Linked DNA regions of Homo sapiens: region 2 is linked to region 1. The links are chromatin contacts, found by Hi-C or POLR2A ChIA-PET in ENCODE. All regions are on one chromosome and are shown on one strand. Each heading gives the region's core, a stretch centred on a gene start or an enhancer-like site at or near the end of the contact. The rest is flanking DNA. Distances are from core to core; before and after follow the strand shown.

Region 1 (7,824 bases), core at 1,499-3,998:
CAACATGGCGAAATCCTGTCTCTACTAAAAATAGAAAAATTAGCTGGGCATGGTCGCACACGCCTGTAGTCCCAGCTACTTGGGAAGTTGAGGCAGGAGAATCGCTTGAACCCGGGAGGTGGAGGTTGCTGTGAGCCGAGATGGCAACACTACAGCCTGGGCAATAGAGCAAGACTCCATCTCAAAAAAAAAAAAAAAAAAAAAAAAATCCCTGGCTGAGAACTATTGGATTAGGGCCTCCTGTACCTATCTTTGAGGGGGAAAGGATGCTACCATCAACTTTTCTGAATGCCAGGAATGCCTTTTAGTATAGTTATTTCACTTACTATTTTATAGCATATTTTAATTGTATAGTAAGCATTGTGTCTGTTTTATGGTAAGGAAACTAAAATTGAGAGATTAGGCTGCTCGTGGTGGCTTATACCTTGTAATCCCAGTACTTTAGGAGGCCAGGACTTTGAGGCCAGTGTGGTCAACATAGCAAGACCCCATCTCCATTAAAATAATCATAAAATAATAAAAGGGAAAGATTAAACCTGGAGATGGCATCATATAAACCATGTATAATATGGGTTACTTATGCTCTGATTGTTTACTCCTTCCCCCCACCACACCCTCTCATTTCTTTGTCCCAGCTCTAAGAAAAGCATACAATATCCTTTTCCTGTATTCTGGTACTGTTTAAGGCTTTGCAGTGAAGATGGTTTGGTGAGTCAGACCACTTTTAAAGAGGAAATTCTACCCTTCCCTTCATTCTCTCTCTTTTTATAATTGTGGTGAGAGCCCGGGCACGGTGGCTTAGGCCTGTAATCCCAGTGCTTTGGGATGCTGAGGCAGGGGGATCACTTGAGCTCAAGGAGTTCGAGACCAGCCTGGGCAACGTGGTGACGCCCATCTGTACAATAAACCACAAGAAATGAGCTAGATGTTGTGGTTCACACCTGTAGTCCCAGCTACTCGGGAAGCTGAGATGGGAGGATCACTTGAGCCTGGGAGGTCGAGGCTGCAGTGAGCATTGCAAGTAGAAATTCTTAAAGTGCAACCCTGAGGGGGGAATATCCTCCCTCATTTGTCAAGGGACAAATCAGAATGTTAGCATTTCCCCACTTCCCTCATTGCCAGTAACGTATAATTTAAGCATGTGGATATGCCAGTCAGCTTTCCACAGCTTAACTGGGGTGGAGAGAGGTGTGCGAACCAGTGCTTTGTTCTTTCTTGTCTTTTTCCCCTTACTTTTGTACTCCCACTCCTGCCAAACTAGACATCGTTTTATCCTGGTGTGTTCATTAACCTCTACTCCAAAAATTAAGTGTGGTTAAGGGAGTGAGGTCGATTTCAAAATGCTGCATCTGATTTAGAGGGGGGTATAGTTGAGTGAAGAACTAGGCACTGAAGCAGCAGCTCATGAGGAGAGTGTTTTCTCTTTATTTAAAGCCCTTACATATCGAGGCATCTGGTGTTCATGAAATAGTCTGTTGTGCTGTTCAACTTTTTCACTCTTTTCTTACCTGACTTAGACAATTAACTCCTAGGGCTGGGTTTTCCCTCCACATTGCGATTCCTTCAGGGTCAGATTGTCTTAGTTTCTCTCTCTTCTTTGTATTGATACTTTATTTTTTTGGTGCTTCTCATTTCTTCAAATGTAATGGAATGAGGGGACTCAGACTTTTTCTGGTTTGATAATCTAGTGTATAAATGACCTGGTCTTTTGATGGTTCATGAAATCTTTAACTCCGTCACCTCCAAGTAGCCAGCCCTTCCATGTAGTCTTCATTTCCTATACTAGTGTTCTGTTCCTATTACATAAAAGTCATGTACACGAAACATTTTGTAAACAGCCAGTGGGGTTTTGTATCCCATGCTGTTCTGTTTTCATTTCCAGCCCACATTTTGGGAATATGTTTCTGTGGCTTTATTTATATATTTACTAGTTAATCCCAGAACATTTATTTCCACAGGCTTTTGATAAAAGATAAAGTTACTAATAAGAGTGTACTATTTTACCGAGTAAAACGACATAGAAAGCTAAGGATTTCCTTGTGCCCATCTTTCTAGAAGGGAAATTTAAAGAGGGCTCTTCCAGCTCTAATAGTTTTATAATTATTCGTGTCTCCTAAGCCTGATCTTTCCCCACAACTAAAATGCGTTGATGAGCTGCGTACCTGCATGTATGTCTTTGTTTGCACTTTCCTAGTAAATTAACTTACTCAACAAGGGAACTGAATAATACTTTAAAAAAAAATCCTTGTGATATGACCAGGAAGTCAAGCCACAGAGGCTTCATAGCTAGGAGCATGGCTGTCTTCCCTAAGCCCTTTAGATTTTAAAAAATACTGCTTTAAGTTTGTAATGTTTTATGTCAGATGTGCTCATGACCTGGTGCTTCTGTGTCAGCAGGTATCTCCATACAGCCAAGAATAAAGAAAGAAAGGGATAGATGGAATGAGTTTCATCGTGATTCTAAGTATCCAGGAATAATTTAAAATTATTTATCACTGTGGATTTAAGCATCTGGATTTATTTATTTTACAAATACTTAACATTTTGTTGTTTTGCTCTCTATCTTGCTAATCCCTTTTTTAAAAGGGCTACTTGGATGAAGGTATAAAAACCAGTAACTTATGAAACCCTCGGTTGGTATCAGTGAATTCGCTTATTACTCAATGTTTGCTTGTTTGACTTCAAAAAGAAAACAATTTACCACCTGTGTCAGTCTGACACCTGCTCTTTTCAAACCCTTTTGACATGATCTAAATAAATCTCTGAAATCCCCCCCCCCCCTTTGTGTCTATTGTCAGTATTAGTTTCACCTAAATTCAGGGCCTGTCATCCTGTGTAACAGTTGAGGCTAAATGAGGACATTAATTGGTGGAAATGTGTTGCTTCAAAGGCATTTTTAGGAATAAAACTACAAAGAGCTTCATAGTTGTAATATAGCTGATTCGTCTTCAAAAAGTATTCTGTTGTTTTCTTGATAGTTTTAGGTTTTTATAAGTAAGTTATTAAGAAGTGAATGTTTGTCTGAAATACGTTGTTTTAAGTGAAAGGTGTTATTTGTGTTCTGGGAGTAAGCTCTAGAATCTCAATGTCAGGTTAGTATTTAAGTGGAGGTAGAGCTACTAGTTTTTGTTTAAAATGTTTTTATGATACAGAATTATTCAGGAACTTGTGTATTGATCTGTTTGCCAGCAATGCCAATTCCCTCAAAATTCATAGTTTTCAATTTTTGTTTTCTTCCCACTGTAAGTACCTTTGAGGACTCTCACCCAGTTAACATTTGTTGTGTTCAAATTGCATGGTTCTCAACTTTTGCTATACACTAGAATCACCTGGGTAATTTTTTAGAAGTCCTGTGGTTGTACCACAGATGAGAAAAAATACACCCTCTGGGATGGGATCCAAGCATCTGTATGTTTAAAATTCACCAGGAGATTCCATGATGTAGCCAGAGTCATAAATCACTGGTCTAGGATGTTTTTCAGATTAGGGACCATTTAAAGAAAAGCTGTAGATTTTCCTTCCAGAAACATGGGTATTAATGATTCCCTAAAGCCCCAAATTAAGAACCCCTGTTCTAGGAGTAGCCTCAACATGCTAGATTTAATTGTAAGCAGCTGGTTTAAGAAATTATGTAAGTTGCAATGATGAATATTCCTCGTCACTCACAAATGTTATTCATCAATTTAAAAATTAATATGTATCAAGTACTCAGTGTGTTCCAGGCATGATTTTAGTTACAAGGAGTACAGCAGCCAATAAGATATTACAGTTTTCAGGGAGTTTTATCCTACTAGGGAAGACAGATAAGTAAATAATGACCGAAGGCTAGTTAACAAGTGCTATAAAGAGATATAAAAAGGAAAGAGCCTAAGGAGATTGAAAGTGATGGTTATGGGAGAGAGATGTCTATATTAATAGGGTGGTCAGGGAAAGCCTCTCTGAGGAGGTGACAGTTTGAATGAGATCTGTATGAAGTGTGTGAGCAAGACCTGTGAAGATCTTGAGGAAGAGCATTCAAGGTGTAGAGAACACTTGCAAAGGCCCTAAGATGGGACTGAGCCCGGTTTGTTGGATTTTCATCAGTAAGCCCGGGGTGGCAGGAGCATGCATGCTGATCCAGGTATAGAATGAGTGGTAGAAGGTGAGATCAGGAGCCCTGTAAGCTGTTGTAAGCATCGTTGTTTTAATTTGGTAGAAACTCAGTTATAACTCATTCTTAAATATTTAGCTTTATGCTTAAAATAATTTAGAAATAACCTTGGACTTCCATCTTTTTAGAAATAGCTGGAAGGTTAGCACTCAGTATGTTGTATTACTTCTCTGTGAAAGGATCTACAGTAGACTGAACTTGTCTATGTTATGAGACTGCTCATGTCTTTATTCTTTATATTCATAATGCTGAACACAAGATACTCGTGTTTTTTTTTTTTTTTTTTGACAGAATAGGGATCTTGCAGTTAACTTAGCTGTTCTTAAATTTCTGTTTATAAAAGCCATAATGCATAATAATTTACTGTAGTCGTTATTCCTAGTTTTCCCAGGTAGGCAGTGGTAACATCTGTTTCACAAGATAAGGAAGCAGAAATTTAACAACAATGGCAGAATCAGGATGTCAATCTTGTCCTTTTTTCCTTTTCCCACTTTGCCATGCTGCCCTCTGGGTAATAAGATGGAGACTAATTTTTGAAGGCTTAATTTGTTGAGCCAGTGTCATTAGTTTTTAGGTAACATTTTAATACAGAATAAGTGTGTCTTGGTCTTATTAACAGTGCTATGTTATGTAAAGGAATTTAGTTGTAGGAATATTTTCTTTGAAACAATAATACCTGTTTTTTTATCTCTTGATTGTAAAGTGCTGTGGGAAATACAGAGATGACTTGTAAATAAATTCTGCCCACAGGCTTAGGGGATCTAAGATATAATTCACTGTGGTAAAAGATACAAAGCAATCATTGTCAGAAAAGATACAGATTAAGTGCCATAGAAGTTCTGCTGAAGAAGAATTTCTGGGTAAAGGGAAGGAGACTTCTTAGAGGATAGATGGATTTTAGTTCTAGGTGGTAGTGTGGGAAGCAAGGGAGATGTAGGTGTTTAGAGGGAAAGAAGAAAGGACATTCTGTATACAAATTGAGCAAAGGTTTGGAATTAGAGCAGTATAAGCAGCCACAATCATGGAATACAATTTGGAATCTAGTATGAGAAAAAGGAAATGACCAAGGTTAATGAAGATTATACTCATGGAGGAAGCCTTTGAGTATCAGGCCAAGGAATGTTAAGTTCTATTTTTTTTTTTTTTTTGGTAAGGAAAGTGACTTTTATTTTTTATTTATTTATTTATTTTTGAGATGGAGTCTCGCACTGTTGCCCAGGCTGGGGTGCAGTGGTGCGATCTCAGCTCACTGCAAGCTCCACCTCCTGGGTTCACACCATTCTCCTGCCTCAGCCTCCCGAGTAGCTGGGATTACAGGCGCCCGCCACCACACCCGGCTAATTTTTTTTTTTTTTGTATTTTTAGTAGAGACGGGGTTTCATCATCTCTACTACTAGCCAGGATGGTCTCGATCTCCTGACCTCGTGATCCACCCGCCATGGCCTCCCAAAGTGCTGGCATTACAGGCGTGAGCCACCGTGCCCAGCCAAGGAAAGTGACTTTTAAATCAGAAATCACATGATCTGTGATGGAATTTAGGAAAGTTGATATTAGTTGGTTGGATTAGCACAATCAACAGACTATGCCCTGTATGCCAAATGCAGTCTAAGGCAAGTTTTTGTAAGTAAAGTTTTATTGGAACACAGTCATACTCATTCACTTGAATATTGTCTGTGGCTGCTTTAGTACTATAATGGCAAGAGTTGTGTAGTTGAGACGGAGACTGTGTGGCCTGCAAAGCCTAAATATTTGCCATCTGGCCCTTTACAGAAAAAGTTTGCCAACCCCTGGATTAGAGGAGTGGAGGCAGAAATCCTGTTCATTGTTGTTCTGGTTAGGGTATAAACCCATGCCTTCCTGTCAAATGAAATGAAGGCCAGAATTGTGATAGCCCTAGTAGAAAAAAAGAGGCAGGCTGGGCGCAGTGGCTTACGCCTGTAATCCCAGCACTTTGGGAGGCCGAGACGGGCGGATCACAAGGTCAGGAGATCGAGACCATCCTGGCTAACACGTGAAACACCGTCTCTACTAAAAATACAAAAAATCAGCTGGGCGCAGTGGTGGGCGCCTGTAGTCCCAGCTACTTGGGAGGCTGAGGCAGGAGAATGGCGTGAACCCGGGAGGTGGAGCTTGCAGTGAGCCAAGATCATGCCACTGCACTCCAGCCTGGGCGATAGAGCGAGACTCCGTCTCAAAAAAAAAAAAAAAAGAAAAAAAGAGGCAAGAATGGGTGAGATAAAATAATTTTTTGAATTTGGTAACTTGATTAGGTTAGGAGTCTAGGGAGAGGGGAGGAATTTTTTTTTTTTTTTTTAAGTGTAAGCAACAGGCCAGGTACGGTGGTTCATGCTTGTAATCCCAGCACTTTGGGAAACCGAGGTGGGCAGATTACTTGAGATCAGGCGTTCCAGACCAGCCTGGCCAACATGGTTAAACCCTGTCGCTACTAAAAATACAAAAAAAAATTAGCAAGGCATGGTGGGTGCTTGTACCCAGCTGTTCAGGAGGCTGAGGCAGGAGAATCAATTGAACCCAGGAGGTAGAGGTTGCAGTGATCTGAGATTGTGCCACTATACTTCAGCCTGGGCGACAGAGGGAGACTCCCATCTCAAAAAAAAAAAAAGGTAAGTGAAGGAGGATGGTGATTTGGGTTAGAAGAGGCTTTTAATTGTAAGCCATTCAGCATGTGAACTCGTAAAAATGACCTTATGTTAAATAATTAGTTCAGAGCGCTGATCTTGAGAGATAGGAACGTTTCCTGTTTTTGATAAATGATAGGTTACCCTTGTTTATGGTTAGGGGTGGGTTTTTGTCATGGTCCAACCAGGTGATAGTTATATATGTGAACATATTAAAATTGTTTTTAATGTTTAAATTCTAATCCTTAAAATGTGACAGAACTGATTTATGTTCCTCCTCTCCCAGTTCTCTTCAAATCATGAGAGTGACCCTCTTAAAAACTGCTTTCTTTCGGGGGAGCGGTTGTTGAGAAGAATCATGTAACTATGTAAAAAGCATGTCTGTTTGGTACACTATTTGCTAATGTCAGAAGTGTTAAATAGAAATAAAATTTCCACCATAGTAGCTAATTATTATTTAGTGTGTGTCAAAACTGTGTGCTAATTACTTTTTATAAACCATCGCCTTTAAAGTCTTATAACTTTTCTATGAAGTAGGACGTTTGTGTCCCTACCTCCTCTGTTTTACCATTGGGAAAACCAGGGCCCAGAACGAGTAACCACACAAGTTCCACAGCTACCAAGGTCAAGGTTATTTCTACCCTAAATACACATCTTTAAATTTTATATTCATCAACAACCTAGTACTTAAAAATTCAGATTCCTAAGCCTTTCAAGGGTTTTGCCTGTGATTCTATTTTTGATCTTTGTACCAAACTTCGAGAAAATACCGTCATATAGTCTTCTATTAACAGCAGTTGCCTCATGTGGAGAACACCTGAATTTTACTTACAACTTCTTCCAATGCTGACCCATTTTGATTTTTATAAACATTTTGAAATATTTGTTAAGTTGGTCAAGCAAGAGATAATGTGATTATGTAGTATCTTATCAGTTGAGATCTTTCTCTCTCTCTCTGCCTCTTTCTCTCTCGCTCTCTTTTTTTTTTTTTTTTTTTTTTTTAAAGAGTCTCACTCTGTCACCCAGGCTGGAGGG
Region 2 (7,824 bases), core at 5,325-7,824, 130 kb before region 1:
GTGGTGTAGCCACCATACCTAGGGTACACGGTATGGCTTAGGACTCCTAGGCTACAAACCTGTACTGTATGTTACTGTACTGAATACTAAAGGCAACTGTCACAGAATGGCAGGTATTTGTGTATGTAAACATGGAAAATATATAGTTAAAATACTGTGTAAAAGATAAAAATGGGGCCTGGGCACAGTGGCTCATGCCTGTAATCCCAGCACTTTGGGACGCCAAGGTGGGTGGATCACTTGAGCTCAGGAGTTCAAGACCAGCCTGGCCAACATGATGAAACCCCATCTCTACTAAAAATACAAAAATTAGCTGAGTGTGGTGACGCGTGTCTATAATCCCAGCTACTCAGGAGGCTGAGGTAGGAGAATCACTTGAACCTGGGAGGTGGAGGTTGCAATGAGCTGGGATCATACCACTGCACTCCAGCCTGGACAACAGAGCGAGACTCCATCTCAAAAAAAAAAAAAAAAAAAAAAAAAAGATAAAAATGGTATACCTATATAGGGATAGCTCCATTATACGCTTACAGAACCACCATCATATATGTGGTCTACTGTTGACCCAAACTTCATTTTGCAGCACATGATTGTAAATGATTGACAGAAAGATCTTCGGCAAAATATTCCACCCAAGATACGTGGGAGATATTGAGATCCAAGCAATAAGCCATATTTGAAAGGCATTATAGTTTTCGAAAGCTGTAGCGCAATCATTCTTAAGGCCAGTTACCTTCTCCCCACATCTCTGGGATCCTGTTTGAAGGGAGTTCTAACAAGGCCTGTGTTCGAGCAGCCCAGCATCCCTTACTCCTGGAGCGGGGGGAGACTAACCCCTCTCCTGTGTCCACAACTGTAGTAATACAATCCTCGGTTCTGCTCTCCAAACTTCAAATAAGGGGTCAGAGCCAAGGGTTAAGACTTTAGGAAAAGCCCCGGAAATACCCTGCACTCAAAAAGCAGTTTCAGAGTTTCACATTTTCCTGAGAATGAAACAAATTATCCTCCAAATTCTGCTGCTTGTTTTGAATTATGGTTATACTGGCAATGTTATCCAACCCTTGAGTTGTTTTCCTTTTCTTTTTTTTTTTTTTCCTCGAGAGAGTGTCTTGCTCTGTCACCCAGGCTGGAATGCAGTGGCATGATCTCGGCTCACTGCAACCTCCGCCTCCTGGGTTCAAGTGGTTTTCATGCCTCAGTTTCCCAAGTAGCTGGGATTACAGGTGCCCACCACCACACCCAGCCAATTTTTGTATTTTTAGTAGAGACGGGGTTTCACCATGTTAGCCAAGCTGGTCTTGAACTCCTGACCTCAAGTGATCCTCCCTCCTCAGCCTCTCAAAGTGCTGGGATTGCAGGTGTGAGCCACTGGGCCTGGCCTGTCAAATTGCTCTATAATTTCATTTGGAGTGAATTCAGATTAGACCATTGATTTTATTGGCTTTTTTTTTTTTTTTTTTGCTTTTTGAGAAGCAGGGCCTTATTCTTTTTCCTAGGCTGGAGTGCAGCGGTGCAATCACACCCCATCGCAGCCTCCCCCTACCCAGATCAGTAAGTCCTTCCGCCTCAGGTTCCCAAGTATCTGGGACTACAGGCGCGTGCCATGCCACCATCTCTGGCTAATTTTGGGGTGTTTTTTGTTGTTATTGTTGTTGTCATTGTTTTTTTGTAGAGACAAGGTTTTGCCATGTTGCCCAGGCTGGTCTCAAACTCCCGGGCTCAAGCAAGTGATCCTCCTTCCTCGACTTCCCAAAGTGCTGGGATTATAGGCATGAGCCACCGTATGGGCCCTGGTTGTCTTTTTTTCATATTACACATTTTCATTTTCAAACATTTGAATTTTGCAAGCTTATTTTGAGTGAGAGGAGTGTTGTTTTCTTCTCTCCTGAAGCCCAGTGTAGCCCAGTCAACCCTTAACTTCCAGCAGGGAGCCTATCACTGCCTCACACACAGCATGTTAGCCTCCCTTACCCCCGAGAAACTCTTACTGTTAGTGTTCAGCCACCACTTCCTCCTTCTGCATCTGGAGTCTAGAAGGCCTGCAGTTTTAGTCCTGCTCACAGTTTTGTGTCTGTTCCATTGAGATTGTTGTAACTTATTTAAGCATGACTATGTCTTTTCAATTTCTCTTTTTTATATTTTACTCTCACTTGTATGTTCTTGAAGGGAGAGGGAGGATCAAAGTGTGCACCCGCTATACCATCTTGGTTCTCCCAAAATCCGTCCCACGATGTTATAAAAATATATGAACTAGGAAATGAAACTCAAGGTTTTCTTTCTAACCAAAGAAGAAGTTCAGTCTCTCTCTATAAATAGAGAAGGGCTGTTGAATAATTTGTCACATTGCTTCTCTTTTGACTTTATGAGACTAGATAGTCTATAGACAGAGAAGCAGATTCATTAAACCAGGGCCATTCAGGTTTATTTGGTAAAATATTTGTGATATATTTAAAAGCTTCCTGAGGTAGTCATGTAATGATTGGTGCATAGGGCTGGGTTACCCTGCAGAAAAAGAGGCACAGCAAACTTATTTCAGGTACAGATGGACCTTACCTTTAGGCAAATCCTTGAAATTTTGGCGTGGGGAATCAGGTTTTCCTGTGGGTTTTTTGTTTGTTTTTGGCTTTTCATAGACATCTATATGAAGTCTCTGCTTTAGAATCTATAAAACTATAGCTTCAGAGGCTGGGCGCAATGGCTCATGCCTATAATCCCAGCACTTTGGGAGGCTGAGGTGAAACGATCACTTGAGGTCAGGAGTTCGAGACCAGCCTGGCTAACAGGGCGAAACCCCGTCTGTACTAAAAATGCAAAAATTAGCCAGGCATGGTGGCAGGCACCTGTAATCCCAGCTGCCTGGGAGGCTGAGGGAGGAGAATCACTTGAACCCAGAAGGCGGAGGTTGCAGTGAGCCGAGATCATGCCACTGCACGACAGAGCGAGACTCCATCTCGAAACAAAAAACTGTAGCTTCAGAGATTCACTTAAATTATCATTTATAGGCCAAGAGAGTTGTGGCTCACAGCCTGTAATCCCAGCATTCTAAAAGGCTGAGGTGGGTGGATCACTTGAGGCCAGGATTTTGAGACCAGCCTGGGCAACATGGCAAAACCCTGTTTCTACAAAAAGGAATTTGCTGGGTGTTGTGATGCACACCTGTAGTCTCAGCTACTTGGCGAGGCTGAGGCCAGGGGACTGCTTGACCCCAGGAGGTCGACCCTGCAGTGAGCCATGATAGCACCACTGTACTCTAGCCGGGGCGATCAAGTGAGGCCCTGTCTCCAAAAAAAAGTTTTGTTTTGTTTTGTTTTAAGACAGGGTCTCACTTTGTCATCTACATTGCAGCACAGTGGTGCCATCACAGCTCACTGAAGTCTTCACCTCTCAGGCTTAAAGGAGCCTCCAACCTCAGCCTTCCAAGTAGTTGGCACTACAGGCATGCGCCACCACACCTGGCTCATTTTTGTATTTTTAGTAGAGATGGGGTTTCACCATGTGGCCAGGCTGCTCTTGAGCTCCTGGACGCAAGTGATCTTCCGCCCTCGGCCTCCCAAACTGCTGGGATTACAGGTGTGAGCCAGTGTGCTGGATGAATTTTTTCAAAGAAGGAAAAATAAAATTAATTCGGCCCTTCATTAAAAAAATTAAAAACTCTTTAAAGGAAACGTGGGCTAAGTTATTTTTCTGAGAGACTATAAGATTTAGGAAGAAAAATAATCATGATGAAACGTTTTGGGAATATTTTTGGTATTTAAAATTATTGTAGAAATTTATAAATGTGTCAGATTTTGGCTGGGCACAGTGGCTCACACTTGTAATCCAAGCACTTTGGGAGGCCAAGGTGGGCAGACCACCTGAGGTCAGGAGTTCGAGACCAGCCTAGCCAACATGGTGAAACCCTATCTCTAAAAGAATTTTTTAAAAAAATTTTAAGTCAGATTTTAAGAAATATTCTTATGGCTGGGTACAAGTGGCTCATAACTGTCATCCCAGCACTTTGGGAGGCAAAGGCAGGCAGATCACTTGAGCTCAGGAGGTAAGTTACCTGGGCAACACAGCAAGACTCCATCTCTACAAAAAAAAAAGTAGCTGGGCATGGTGGTGAGCACCTGTAGCTATTTGAAGGGGTTGAGGCAGGAGGATCACTTGAGCCTGGCAGGTCAAGGCTATAGCAAGCCGTGTTTATGTCACTGCAGTCCAGGCAGGGTGACAAAGTGAGACTCTTATCTCCAAATAAGAAAGAAACCCTCTTGGTCATAGATATGATTTCTTTACACCAAATTTGTTCGTGGATGCCAATCACAATGGGTTTGTCCCTAGGGTAATATAGTTTGCTTTGATCATTTCCAAGAGTAAGTTGTACTACAGGATAGCAGAAGAGATGCACTTAAAAAGTATGGCAAAATGCATATTGAGACAATAGTATGTTGGCCAGACACAGAGACTCACGCTTGTAATCCCAGCACTTTGGGAGGCTGAGATGGGTCACCTGAGGTCAGGAGTTCAAGGCTAGCCTGGCCAACATGGTGAAACCCTGTCTCTAACAAAAATACAAAAAATTAGCTGAGCTTGGTGGCACGTGCCTGTGGTCCTAGGTACTTGGGAGGCTGAGGTGGGAGGATCACTTGAGCCTGGGAGGTGCAGGGTACACTGAGCCGAGATTGTGCCACTGCACTCTAACCTGGGTGACAGAGTGAGACCCAGTCTCAAAAAAAAAAAAAAAGAAAAAACAAGATGCAGTAAAGAAGCCGACCAAAACCAAGATGGTGACGAAAGTGACCTCTGGTCGTCCTCACTGCTCATTAAAACTTTTTTTAAAAAATATGAAAAGAGGCTGGGCCCTGTGGCTCACACCTGTAATCTCAGGACTTTGGGAGGCCAAGGCAGGTGGATCGCCTGAAGTCAGGAGTTTGAGACCAGCCTGGCCAACGTGGCACAACCAAAAATGCAAAAATTAGCCAGATGTGGTGGCACACACCTGTAATCCCAGCTACTTGGGAAGCTGAGGCAAGAGAATTGCTTGAAGCCAGGAGACAGAGGTTGCAGTGAGCCGAGATCATGCCACTGTACTCCAGCCTGGGAGACAGAGCAAGGCTCCGTCAAAAAAAAAAAAAAAAAAAAAAAGCCGGGCCTGGTGGTGCACATCTGTAGTCCCAGCTACTCGGGAGGCTGAGGTGGGAGGATCATGTGAGCCTGGGAGGTCCAGGCTGCAGGGGGCCGTGATCCTGCCCCTGCCCTGCAGCCTGGGTTATACAGCGAGACAAAAGAAAAAAGTTAGTGGTAACAGGATAAACTACATAGCCATGTATTATTCCTTCACATTCATGAAGCAGGTCAATTTGAAGCTTGAGGACGACTTCCATTCCTCTAGGTGAATCTACCAAGAAATGCCTTGGTAGAGCTAGGAGTGCCAATGGTATCGGCAAAGCCAGCCTGCTTCCCTGTGATTCATGGTAATTCTCACTATGACTTTGACATGATGTTCCTACACTGTGCCTATCAACACTTGTAGACACACTGTATAAGCGTTTGTTACATTTACTTTTTCTTTTGTCATTACGTCTTTTATTACAGAGGCCACTGTGCACTCCACAATCACACACTTACACAGCTCCGCCTTGCCAAGCAGTGTAGACCCTGCCAAGCAGTGTAGACAGATTCTGGATAACTATCTTTGCATCCTTCCCCATACCATGTCCCCGATGTTGAACTGAAGCAGCTCCTTCCACGTTCCCTACCCGTTAACTAGCCAGGCCACTGCCCACATTGTCACAAACATTATATTAACTGAAAAAGTGGCCCATGCCATATTCCATTATGAGAAATTATTTTTAATTCGATTAAATTCCAATGTTTATTCAGAAAACCTGGTAGAGATTGAATTGCTCTATGTACCTTTCTTAGTTTTCTTCTTCTTAGCATATTTTGACCGTTTATCTTCTACACCTGGCTGACCTGCATGGTCCTTGTAGTGTAACTTCTACTTGGTGTTTGCGCTTTGCTTTGTTTTCAAATTTAAATTGTGAGATACATTTTTAAACCTATCTAAGAAATAGCCCTGATATTGAAATGGCTTCTGTGGAATAGGTTTGACAGGTGTAAGTCTTTGATTCTTTGGCTTTGGTTTTTGTGCCTGTTACAGTTTTGCACACATTCATTCAGAGGAAGACATTACCATCAGTGTGTGGTTTATTTTTTCAAATTCCAGTATGTTTTTAAAGACCCATATTTCACTAAGCAGTGTACTTGTTGAAACCCATGTGAGTGACTTTGTTTGCACATGTGATAGAGCATCAGATACTGGAGTTTGCCAGGGGTAGAATGGTTGGATTCAGGAATGTTTAGCTGACTCATAGCAGGAAGTTATCCTGTAAAAAAATGAAGCAAGGCAGGGAAGACAGATTTAAGTACCATGCAGCTCAAAACGACAATTACATTGTCATTTTCGTTGTGAATACTTCTAGGTTCTATATTGGCTGTGATCTTTGTACTAACTGCTATTATGGAGAATGTGTTGGCATCGCAGAAAAGGAGGCTAAGAAAATGGATGTGTACATCTGTAATGATTGTAAATGGGCACAAGAGGGCAGCAGTGAGGAATTGTACTGTATCTGCAGAACACCTGCAGTCACAGTGAGTTCTAATAAGAGCATCACATTTAATAATTTAGGAAGCCAAATTGCTCTGACTGGTTACTTATTTACTTTAAAATAAAAAGCAGATTTTTTCTACATTTGTTATACACTTACATTACAAATTCCTTTTCATTTTTTTTTCTCTTTTTCCCTTTTTACCTACCCTTCAAAATTTATCTTGCTTCATAGTGAATGTTTGAGACACATTGGGGAAAATGTGGTTTAATGGTAGATTTGATTCTTCAATATGTAACATAGAAATTAATGAGATTAAACTAGCTTGACTTGTTTGGACTTTATCAGTGTTTGAAATGGTGCTTTATTATAGGTTAGAAAAACACTAATTTGGGTATAAGCTTTGAGACTCTGTTATTACCTTATAGGATTTTGAACTCCCACATGGTACAGTACTAGTTGAAAGATTTGTGACTTGTTTTCAGCTTTAAAATCAATTGAATGTTTCATATTTATCTTTAAATTGGTTCTCCAAAATTACAGTGTTCTTATAAATTTTTTTACTGCTTGTTCTTAACATCAAAAATACTAAATTAATGTACTGGAATGTCGATCTTGAAAGTATTAAAACCACAATACTAAAACTATTTTATATCCCAGGGTTTAGCAAATTTTCAGGTGCATGCTTTATTATAAGTAACATCATCCCATCTGTTTTGAACTCACATTTCCATTTCGGATCTTGCAGATTTTTTATTGGCCATGATCGGTGTCAGAATTGGTACCATGGGTGCTGCATTGGCATCTTGCAGAGTGAGGCAGAGCTCATTGATGAGTATGTCTGTCCACAGTGCCAGTCAACAGAGGATGTCATGACAGTGCTCACACCACTAACAGAGAAGGATGATGAGGAGTTGAAGAGGGTGCTCCGTTCCTTACAGATGAGAGCCCCTCTGTGTGCAGCATTTGAAAATGAAATCAGCTGGCATAATTTTGGAAGCATTTCTAGGATTTCAAGTTTCCAATGTTAGGATTTCAAGTTTCCAATCTTAGAGTGATTATTTACTGACTCTCAGCTAGTCTAGTGAAGGGCTTGACAAACTTCAGTCCTTCACATACCAGTGTCATGAGCTTTACCATATCCCCACACCACCTCAGCTTATCTAACACTCAGATAATCTAACGTGACTCACTTCTTTATACATTTTATTTTTAAAGAAACTTCCTCTCACTC

Evidence for each region. A loop is a pair of places that touch in the nucleus more often than their neighbours do. ChIA-PET counts read pairs that join two places held with the same protein, here RNA polymerase II (POLR2A). Pooled maps may share reads with other maps.
Region 2: a loop to region 1 is called in a pooled map, with 3 times the contacts of the local background. The contact joins two enhancer-like sites. A Hi-C loop is called at or near these places in 2 of 168 maps with a recorded cell type or tissue (Calu3 and GM11168) and 5 of 50 pooled maps. POLR2A ChIA-PET finds 5 or more read pairs at or near these places in 1 of 52 experiments (activated T-cell).

The regions. Positions count from the first base shown.
Region 1 is chr17:46,147,540-46,155,363 of GRCh38, reverse strand. All of the region lies in intron 2 of KANSL1 (KAT8 regulatory NSL complex subunit 1), which reads left to right. LOC107985027 (a long non-coding RNA gene) reads left to right here. Exons shown (of 2, transcript XR_001752923.1): 2 at 2,398-4,436. Among named protein-coding and RNA genes, the nearest start is that of KANSL1, 42 kb to the left of the region's middle. RefSeq lists enhancers at 5,756-6,255, 6,256-6,757. Within about 2 kb of position 2,748, at least 2 of the 41 ENCODE cell types and tissues checked have a DNase peak (open chromatin) inside an H3K27ac peak, as active enhancers do.
Region 2 is chr17:46,285,606-46,293,429 of GRCh38, reverse strand. It overlaps a transcript of LRRC37A not described here and a transcript of ARL17B not described here. Among named protein-coding and RNA genes, the nearest start is that of LRRC37A, 5.6 kb to the left of the region's middle. RefSeq lists an enhancer at 4,766-5,266. Within about 2 kb of position 6,574, at least 4 of the 41 ENCODE cell types and tissues checked have a DNase peak (open chromatin) inside an H3K27ac peak, as active enhancers do.